2 separate regions of the Homo sapiens genome follow, and region 2 is linked to region 1. Evidence: read pairs that join two places in POLR2A ChIA-PET (ENCODE). Cell type or tissue: OCI-LY7. All regions are shown on one strand. Each heading gives the region's core, and the rest is flanking DNA. Links, peaks and the distances in the headings are about the cores only. Region 1 overlaps TANK-AS1 (TANK antisense RNA 1). Region 2 overlaps RBMS1 (RNA binding motif single stranded interacting protein 1).

Region 1 (4,394 bases), core at 293-4,292:
GTGGTCGTGGAAAAAGAGCATCTATCATCCCTGCAGGTCTCAATTCCCCTTAGCATCAGCCCTGCTGTGGCCACAGGCCAATAAAATCCTGAAGCATCAGCCCACCAGCAAGTAGAGCCTGGAAAACATGCTGTTTTCACAAATACTGTGCCTAGAGCATGAATTCGTCCTGTAGGTGTCCATGTGATCATCTGAACCAAGTTTCTCAATCAAACACCCACCCCATGCAGCCTGGCTACCTAACTAGCTACTTGGCCAGAGTCGCAGGCACCTGGGTCTCCCTCCGAAGGAGGGAACCTATTTCTAAATCCTAGTTAGCAATTAAGAGACCTGGCTTTCTTGCTCTCCACTTTCACTAAAAAAAAAATTTCCAGGATTCTTCTTAGGGAGGCCTTTCGACCAGACCTGCCCTGAGAATCCTGCTGCCCCCGGGCAGTGATGTCCGCATTCTTTGACTAGTAACTCCCCTCAGCCATTCTTCTCTCCCTGAATAGGAACCTGAGTTTTGCCTCCCACCCTCTAACTTGGGCTTGGAGCTGCTCATCCCACTCCTGCCCTGGTCATTATACCCTAACCCTTGCCAATCCTGGCTTAGTACCAGTTTGCTTCCTCCTCTGAAGGAATTTCTGCATTTTTGTCAGCCCTAGTCACTTGATTTACGACTCCAAGAGAAGGAAAAAGGTGGGGAGTAGGGAAATAGGAAAAGGAACTACTAGAGACGACAAAAATTAAAACTTCCATCTGCCTCACATATTTTGCCTAGTCTAGAACTGGTTAGTGGCATAGGTTTTAAATTTCATGTACTCAGAATTTCTTCAAAAAGCTTCTCTAACTGTAGCTTCTCTGTTTTGGCTGTAGGACCCTCTCTCAAACAATGCCCCACCAGATTGAGGCCAGCATACCCTGGAGTAGCCAGTTCTGCAGGATCCTGGGTGTCAGCCAAGCTCAAATGCCAAAGTAAATAGAGGAGGGAGGGGGCACAGGATGAAGAGACCAAAGAAAGGGGCATTTCCCAGTCTAGACAGGAGCGCTGCTTTTTTTAAAAGCTGTGTTTTTAAAACTCTGCTCATTCAAAACTGTAAATTCTTAAGAAGTAAGTTTTCCTTTCACTAGTGGCTATCTCACTTTTTTGTTGGTTTGTTTTGCTATATTTACAGCACGGGATAGGTTGGTTTTATTTTTCCATTGCACACAATAGCATTTAATATTTAGCATTTCATCAGTAAGATAGTTATAAAACCCATAGTTCCAAAAGAAATGTAATGCTTCATTGTATGTTAGATGAGTACGTAGAAGCCTTTAATCATAAGTTTATTCAGCATTTTAGATACTTTTGAAATTATTTTTTATAGAATAATTTCATCATAAGTAGCAATATCTCAGATTTATTTAACATATAATTTAAGAGAGGGCAGTGTTTCAAAGTGGAAAACAAACTAGACTAAGAATCAGAAGTTCTAAATTCTAGACCTTTTAATAACTGTTGAAGTTTAGGTAAAGCCTCAGACTTCTCATCTGTAAAATGCAGGAGCTGAAAAAGGAGACTGCTTAATTCAGTTTTTATCCAGCTCAGTAACTTTATATGCCAAGAGTGTAGTGCAGTAAAAAAAAGAAATGCACTTGGATTCAAAAGACTCACATTTTAATCTAAGCGCTGCTTCTAACTTTACTTGTGACATTGAGCATTTACCTTCTCCTGTTTCCCTCATCTGTAATAAAAAGGAAATGGAACAGATGTTGTCTAAGGACATTTCCAGCTCTAAAATTTTATATCAAAGAAAAATGTCTGTGGTGCACATGCTGTCTTCCGTTTGCATGTAAAATGTGATGTTTTGCTCTAAGCAACCTAAGAGAAATACATGTATTTGTAAAGCATTTCCCGAGTTTGCTGGAACACACTTTTATCCCACGAACAGTGAACCTTAAGTTCTCAAGGCAGAAAAGCTGTCTTAAGAGCCTTGTTTGCTTCACCTCTCTTCTGAGTACCTAAGCTCAGGCTCTGCAATTGAGCTTAAACCTTATTACTACAAAGCTTCTTCCAAGTGACTTCTGTAGGCCATAAAGACAACTATAATCAAATTTGGTTTTTACCTCCTGTTTATAAACATGCTTCTTAGGTCAAAAAGCGACTTCTTAAAGGTTAAAAAGCCACTTATCAAATAAACTGAACTTTTAAATTTTCTTACATAAAATGCTTAATCCAAAAGTATTTTTGTGTTTACAATTCCTGGGGTTTTTGTTGTTGTTGTTGTTGTTAAAATGCCTTAACTATTCACATAAAGTATCTTGCTTCAAAAGGAAGTCAGAGCTACAGTCACGAGTGGTTTACAGAATATTTTCTGATAGTCTTTGCTTCATTTCAGTATCGTGCCATGATTGGCTGTTGCTAGCTACAAATAAGGAAGTCTTCAAGTTGGGGGATTTCTCAGTGGAAGTTCCCACTTCAACATAAGGGAGAGCTCTGGACAGTTTGAGCAGCATTGTTAGAGCCTGTGGAAAACACTTTACAACTGTGTAACTGTCTTCATCTTTACAGAGGAATAGTCTACAAAGGAAGACTTGTAACCTGGAGAAGAGGTAATCTAATTTCAATAGTTCCTACTGATTCTTAACCTAGGAAAGGGGCCTGGATGTCTTAAACTGAAGTGTTGCAGATGTGTTACCCTCTTACTCTTGCTATGTGAGTAATTTATGACATGATTCAATAATGCCTTTGTAGTTAACGTCATAGTTAGAAATTTGGCCTTTAAAAAATGGCTGGACGTGGTGGGTCATGCCTATAATCCTAGCACTTTGGGAGGCCAAGGTAAGAGGATCACTTGAGCCCAGGAGTTTGAGGCCAGCCTGGGCAACATAGTGAGACCCCATCTCTATTTAATAAATAAATAAGTAAATAATGGGGTCCCTAGCCAAGACCAAGGAAAATTTTAAATTTTTTTTAATTTTCTTTCTAACTTTTAAGATAGAATTTATGTCTCTACCTCAATGATTTTTTTAAGTTTATATCTGGAATGAGAGCCTTCTCCAATGAATGATTTTTATAACATAATGTTGACATTATGCTGAAAGATATTTGGCTTAAGTTGTTCATAACTTACTAGGCTGAAAAGTAAATTAAAGTAAAAATGTATTCATACTTTTTTGGTTATATTTTTAAAAATCGATCCTGGCCTGATCCAGTGTGTCTATACAAACATTAACTCAAGGCTGGGCATGGTGGCTCACTCCTGTAATCCCAGCACTTTGGGAGGCTGAGGCCGGCAGATCACCTGAGATCAGTAGTTGGAGACCAGCCTGACCAACATGATGAAACCCCGTCTCTACTAAAAATACAAAAATTAGCCGGGCATGGTGGTACATGTCTGTAATCCCAGCTACTTAGGAGGCTGAGGCAGGAGAATCACTTGAACCCAGGAGGCAGAGGTTGCAATGAGCCAAGACAGCACTATTGCCTAGGCAACAAGAGCAAAACTCCGTCTCAAAAAAAAAATAATAATAATGATTAACTCAAGTTTAGTATTTTTCTCATCTCATAAAAAGCACATGATAGTGAATATTTCATTACACTAAAGTGTTAATCTTATAGACAATGCTGCATCTCCTTGGACCATTTAAACTTACACAGTTATAGTAAACTAGTCTTATTCTATTATCAATTAGCCCTCATATTTTCACAACCAAAAATGAACATTAAATACCATGTAATATTTCATTAAGTTATTTTCTTAAGAATAATCATAGGAAAAATGACAGCTCAAAAAGATTAAAAGTCAAGAATTATTATCACTATTGTTACATTATTATAATAGCTGTCATATTCAAGCTTGTAAGTGGCAGAACCAGGGCTTAAACATAAATTCATATCACCTCTTTATCCAGGGCTTTCTGTTACTACTGCCCTGCATTCTTATAATGTTAAAATAATATTTGAGAGATGTCATATCCCAAAAGATGGAGATTCTTATGATAGAAAAAGGAAGATGACTTGGCCATGTTCACGCAGCAACCAAGTCATTTTTAGAAGCTAGGTCTTTCTTCTCACTCACCCACTCCCATCTCTTCACTCCCTCCAGGATACACTTCCACATGCATACAGGTGGGCACACTAGTGTGCCTCCAAGCAGTTAGCTTCAGAGCCGGAAGAAGATGTGGGGTTGTATACCCAGTCTAACCTGCCTTCAGGTTCTGCCCAGCAGCCAACTGGGGACCTAGAGCAATGTCTAGTTACTTCTTTTAAACACTTATGACATTGAGTCATAGAGATAACTAACTAGATGATTAAAAATAAATAAAGCTCCCCTGAAAAAGTTCTGATTAGAATTTCATGAAACTTATGCACTAATTTGAGGAAAGTGATCATCCTTATAGCATAGAAACTTCCTGCCTGAATATTC
Region 2 (4,394 bases), core at 256-4,255, 740 kb before region 1:
ACAGGCGTGAGCCACCGCGCCCAGCCGTAGGGAATGTCTACCTGCGCATGCACGTGGCACTCTCTGACCGAGGTCCGGGGACTTTCCCCTAGGCGGAAGGATCTTATCAGAATCTCCATGCCCCACCCTATACCAAAAGCTCATTGTCTTTCTTGATTTCACGTTTCCTTAGCCTTTGGAACAGTGCTCTCAATTTTCAGAGCATACTCATCTTACCAATGTCAAACCCTATATAAACCCATTATCCAGATGCTTTCCCTTACTTATTGCTCGTGGAGGGTCAGGATACCATGCCAACTCGTACCTCTGAACTCCCATGGCTCCTTACTACTGCTTGAGTCATCCTTGCACTCATTTCTGTTTGAATGCTCACCAAATTCCCAAGAGCATTATTCCAAATCTTTTGTCATACTCCTTAAACTGAAAATCCCATCTTTTTTATTTTATAGAATCTGAACAGACAACCTCGCCTCCTTACTGAATCCTAAGCTTTCATAAAAAGGTGAGCTTCACTGGCCTTCCTGCCTTCTCTAGCATAACCCATTTTCTCCTTCCTGTAATCACTGTCAGGAAGACTTCTGAGGAGCCCTTTCCTGTAAGACTAATCCTGCCTCAACCTTTCATAAAAGTAAGCCCTATTTCCAAATATTCCCTCTTTTTTCTAGCACCTTGCTTTACCTACAAACACAGATGCTGAAATAATCTTGTCTCTAGGCTGTCACTTGAAATTTTCAGGAAAAAAACTCTCTTTGGCGTCTGACTTTCCTAAAGACACACCCTCTTCATTCATTCACTCTTTAAACCCTTTGGAATGTGCTTCCCTCACCCCTGCCTCCACCCTCCTTTCCCGCCCCACTACACACACAGGACTCCACTGAGACTTCTGTTTTAAAAGTTTACAAAGACCTCCCAATGGGTATTTCCAATGGCCCTTTACTAGGCTTTTGTCTTTCTTGACCTCTTGGCAACATTTAATGGAGCTGACCACCTCTTCTTAAAACTTTGTTCTCCTTGGCTTCTGTGACACTCTCCGGATTCTCTCAGTTTTGTGCCACTTCTTTCCTCCTACTTTGCCTAAGGCTCCCCCCTACTCCTGCCCAATATAGAATCTGTGCTCCCCGAAGTCTGTCCCATCTCTTGTCTTGACACATTCTCTCCTCGGAGTGCTTTAATCCATTCCCAATGCTCCACCTATTAAATCTGAGAAGTTTCTGTGCTTCTTCCCCAGAGCTCCGGTTCTCTAACTGCTTGCTAGAAATTTCTGCCTGGGATGGCAAGTGGGAAGAATAATGTGTAATTCATGTGGACAAGTTAAAATGGCCAAACCAAACTCACTGCCTTTCCCCCAGAAACTCTTATTTTGGTAGGCTGAATACTCTAAACCACTCACCACTATATCTGCCCATCTTCCATATTCCTTTGAGGTGGGAGATGTTTTAATATAACCAATGTACTTGTTAGACTATAGATATTAAAGGTGACTGTATAATTATGAATGACGTATATTACCAAGAATGAAATTTGCCATATAACAATGTGTTTGAGAAGATCCAGGACAAACACGAAAATCCATGCAGACATGTGAGGCAGCTTCTACTCTGACTTCAAGGTAATCTCAAGGGAGTGGTAAAGAAATGCTTACAACCATCTCCCCAACCAAAATAACTTCTTAAAGTGGTTTTCACTAGGGGTGTGTGATTAGCCATTTAGGCTGGACGATTCTTCCTTATGAGAAACTGAGCTGGACACTGCAGGATATTAAGTATCCCTGGTGTCTGGACACCAGTATCAGAATTCAACAATCCCTCTCCAATTTATTTTAATAGCAAAATAATAACAGTAATAATAATAATGATGATGATGATGTGGAAAATCCTTGTAATAGAAAGGCTGGGTTTTTCCTCATCACTGAGCCCCAGAGCAAAAAAGGTTGCAGTAACTTTTCATTTTCCCAATCATTTACGACTAGAAGCCTACGATGGTCTATTCCCGAGACCTTCCCCTCCCCATCCAGCCAGTCACCAGCCAAATCTTGTCAATTCTTTCTACACAATATCTTGAATCCATTCTATTTAATACATTCACACTGCCACATTTTACATCTTTATTTCAACTGAGACAATACCTTCTAAACTCAGGCTCTGCTCTCACCCATTTTAGCAAGCTTGCTCCTATTGACCTCTGTTCTTCAAACTCTACCCTGCAGTCAACCTAACCTGAACTACCCACTACTTCCCTGATAAAGCCCATGTTTTCTATCTTCAAATCTTTGCTGAATCAATGTTCTTTTTACCTGAAATGTCGCCTTCCATGATGCAACCAATTATCCTGTCTCCTGAGTTAGAAATTTTGTTCAAGTTCTTCTCCCTCTCCTTCCAAATGCAGTCACGAGAACTTTTGGAGGACACAGATCCCTCTGACAAATGGATGAAAGCTATGAATCTCTACCAAAGAAACAGCCAATGTATGCACATTTTGCATACAATTTTAAGGGCTTCCTGTATTTCAGTATCTATAAAATTTGGTCACTCCTCCTGCCTACAATTTAACTGACTTCTTTTGGGTCCTCACTAGCTCTCAGCAGTTTTAACAACTAGCTAGCTGGTTTCCCTGCCCAGTTTCTCCCCTAATGTGCACCAGTATTATCTCCTGCATGCCACCAGTTTACTTCGCAAAGATTCCTGTATGCTTTTTTTTTTTTTAAATCACTTACACCTACAACTCAATTAATTATAACTCAATGTTTCTGAGCCCCTCTTAAACTTTCAGTTTAAACAAAAGAACTATTCACTGTCTTAGAATTGGTCTGATACATTTAACATATAAAACTGAGAATACAAAATAGAGCCAAAGTACTTTCTAGAATATCTGAATTGGCAGGGTTGGGTTGATCACAAATGGTCTTCCAAAAAGGATTTATAGGCAGTTCTCCAAAGAGGAGAGAGACAAAGAGATTTTGTCTTAGAACAGAGAAAGAAAATGCTGGACGATAGGACCGATAACTAAGAAAAAAAGGGGGAGATTTAAGAATCTAAGACAATTCAAAACAATGAGGCTACATATTTGCTCCCAACCTACACAGCACCAAAACAATGAGACTGGAACCAATTTTGCAAAGTGATACATCAACTAGCAAAGTAAGAAACAAACAAGGTAAGAGTGCTTTCTTCTCTCTTAGCCCCTACTTCCCCTTCCCTCTCTTCAGCACTCCCTGCTCCTCCCCATCTTGCTCTGGAGCTTTGCAGCCTCTGCAGTGCACACCTAAAACTCCCCAGACACACTGAAAACTCCCCTGGGTTATACACTAACAGCTGCTTCTACAATGCTGACATTATCTGTACCTTGTACTTCTTACAGAAATCCTTACTCTTCCATTATACATTAAAGAAACCTCTAAAGAAGCCACACCTCCCACTGCACGGCCCTTTCAAAAAGGGAAAAGCTTGCACATGTATCTCGGAACTGGAAATTAAATTAAATTAAATTTAAAAAACGAAAGAAACAAAATGAAAAATACAAACATATATATGAGGAAAAAAAAAAAAGAAGCTAAGAGCCAAAAAGCAAGTTTGCAATGAAGACAATCATATGTATTCATAATAAAATAAACCCAAAGGATTCCAACATAGGTAGGACAGTCTTGGCTTGTCACATTTAATACAGAAATTAAATGTGGAGAAAATTTATCTGTCCACAAAACAGCTGTAAGTCAAATGAAAACAGGTGATTGTGATAATGCCTCTATATTTAGAATATTTAGAACAGCTACTCTCCTGAAAAGTAATCTAGAATATGAAATTTCATATATATAGCTACGTTTCCCCCTCACTAACTCATGTACATAAATTTGTGCCTTAAAAATGTTTCAAAAAGTACAGAAGGCATATTTAAAATATGTATAAAAAATAGGAAAATTTTAAGTTATTAAGTTAAAAAGTATCTGTCAGAAACAAGTGATTTCTAAAAAGGTAGGACAGGAGTTTGCAGGAAACAAAAATAATACATAAAGAATAGGAAAGGACCACCCCTCAAAACTCAGGCATTAGAAACAAGCAGTACCTTCATGCGTGATTGAAATTCTCAAAATGAATTCTTTGCAATTTCACCACAATTTTGAGACATTTAAAAAATACAATTTTCTAGGTTTCGTTTTGTTTTGTTTTTTCACTGTCTTTTTCTTGATAGCCAAAGGACTGCATGCTCATTGTGGGGGACAAGAGAGACTGGATGGTTGAAAAAAATGTAAAGGATCATAAAAAACAGTCATTTGTGATTCTATAGCAGAGGAAGCCATTTGTTAATATTTTGGCATATTTCCTTCCAGTTTTTAAAAATACATTTTTGAGATTGTATTGCATATACAATTGACAAACAAAAGATAATCTTCTCTAGTT

What was found. ChIA-PET counts read pairs that join two places held together with the same protein. Peaks named below come from ENCODE experiments on the same cell type or tissue, not always from the same donor. Only the 100,000 strongest peaks of a DNase experiment are listed, where the experiment ranks them.
Region 2: POLR2A ChIA-PET joins it to region 1 with 10 read pairs; 2 of 35 experiments call an interaction of 5 or more read pairs at or near these places.

Annotation. Positions count from the first base shown.
Region 1 is chr2:161,134,487-161,138,880 of GRCh38, forward strand. All of the region lies in intron 2 of TANK-AS1 (TANK antisense RNA 1), which reads right to left. It also overlaps a transcript of TANK not described here. Among named protein-coding and RNA genes, the nearest start is that of TANK-AS1, 24 kb to the right of the region's middle. RefSeq lists an enhancer at 2,312-2,651. In OCI-LY7, for the core only: no CTCF peak of the experiment used is centred there; DNase peaks (open chromatin) are centred at 2,385 and 4,135; H3K4me3 peaks cover 2,842 bases; H3K27ac peaks cover 2,678 bases.
Region 2 is chr2:160,396,837-160,401,230 of GRCh38, forward strand. The region is part of intron 1 of RBMS1 (RNA binding motif single stranded interacting protein 1); the gene reads right to left. Among named protein-coding and RNA genes, the nearest start is that of MIR4785, 8.8 kb to the right of the region's middle. In OCI-LY7, for the core only: no CTCF peak of the experiment used is centred there; no DNase peak of the experiment used is centred there.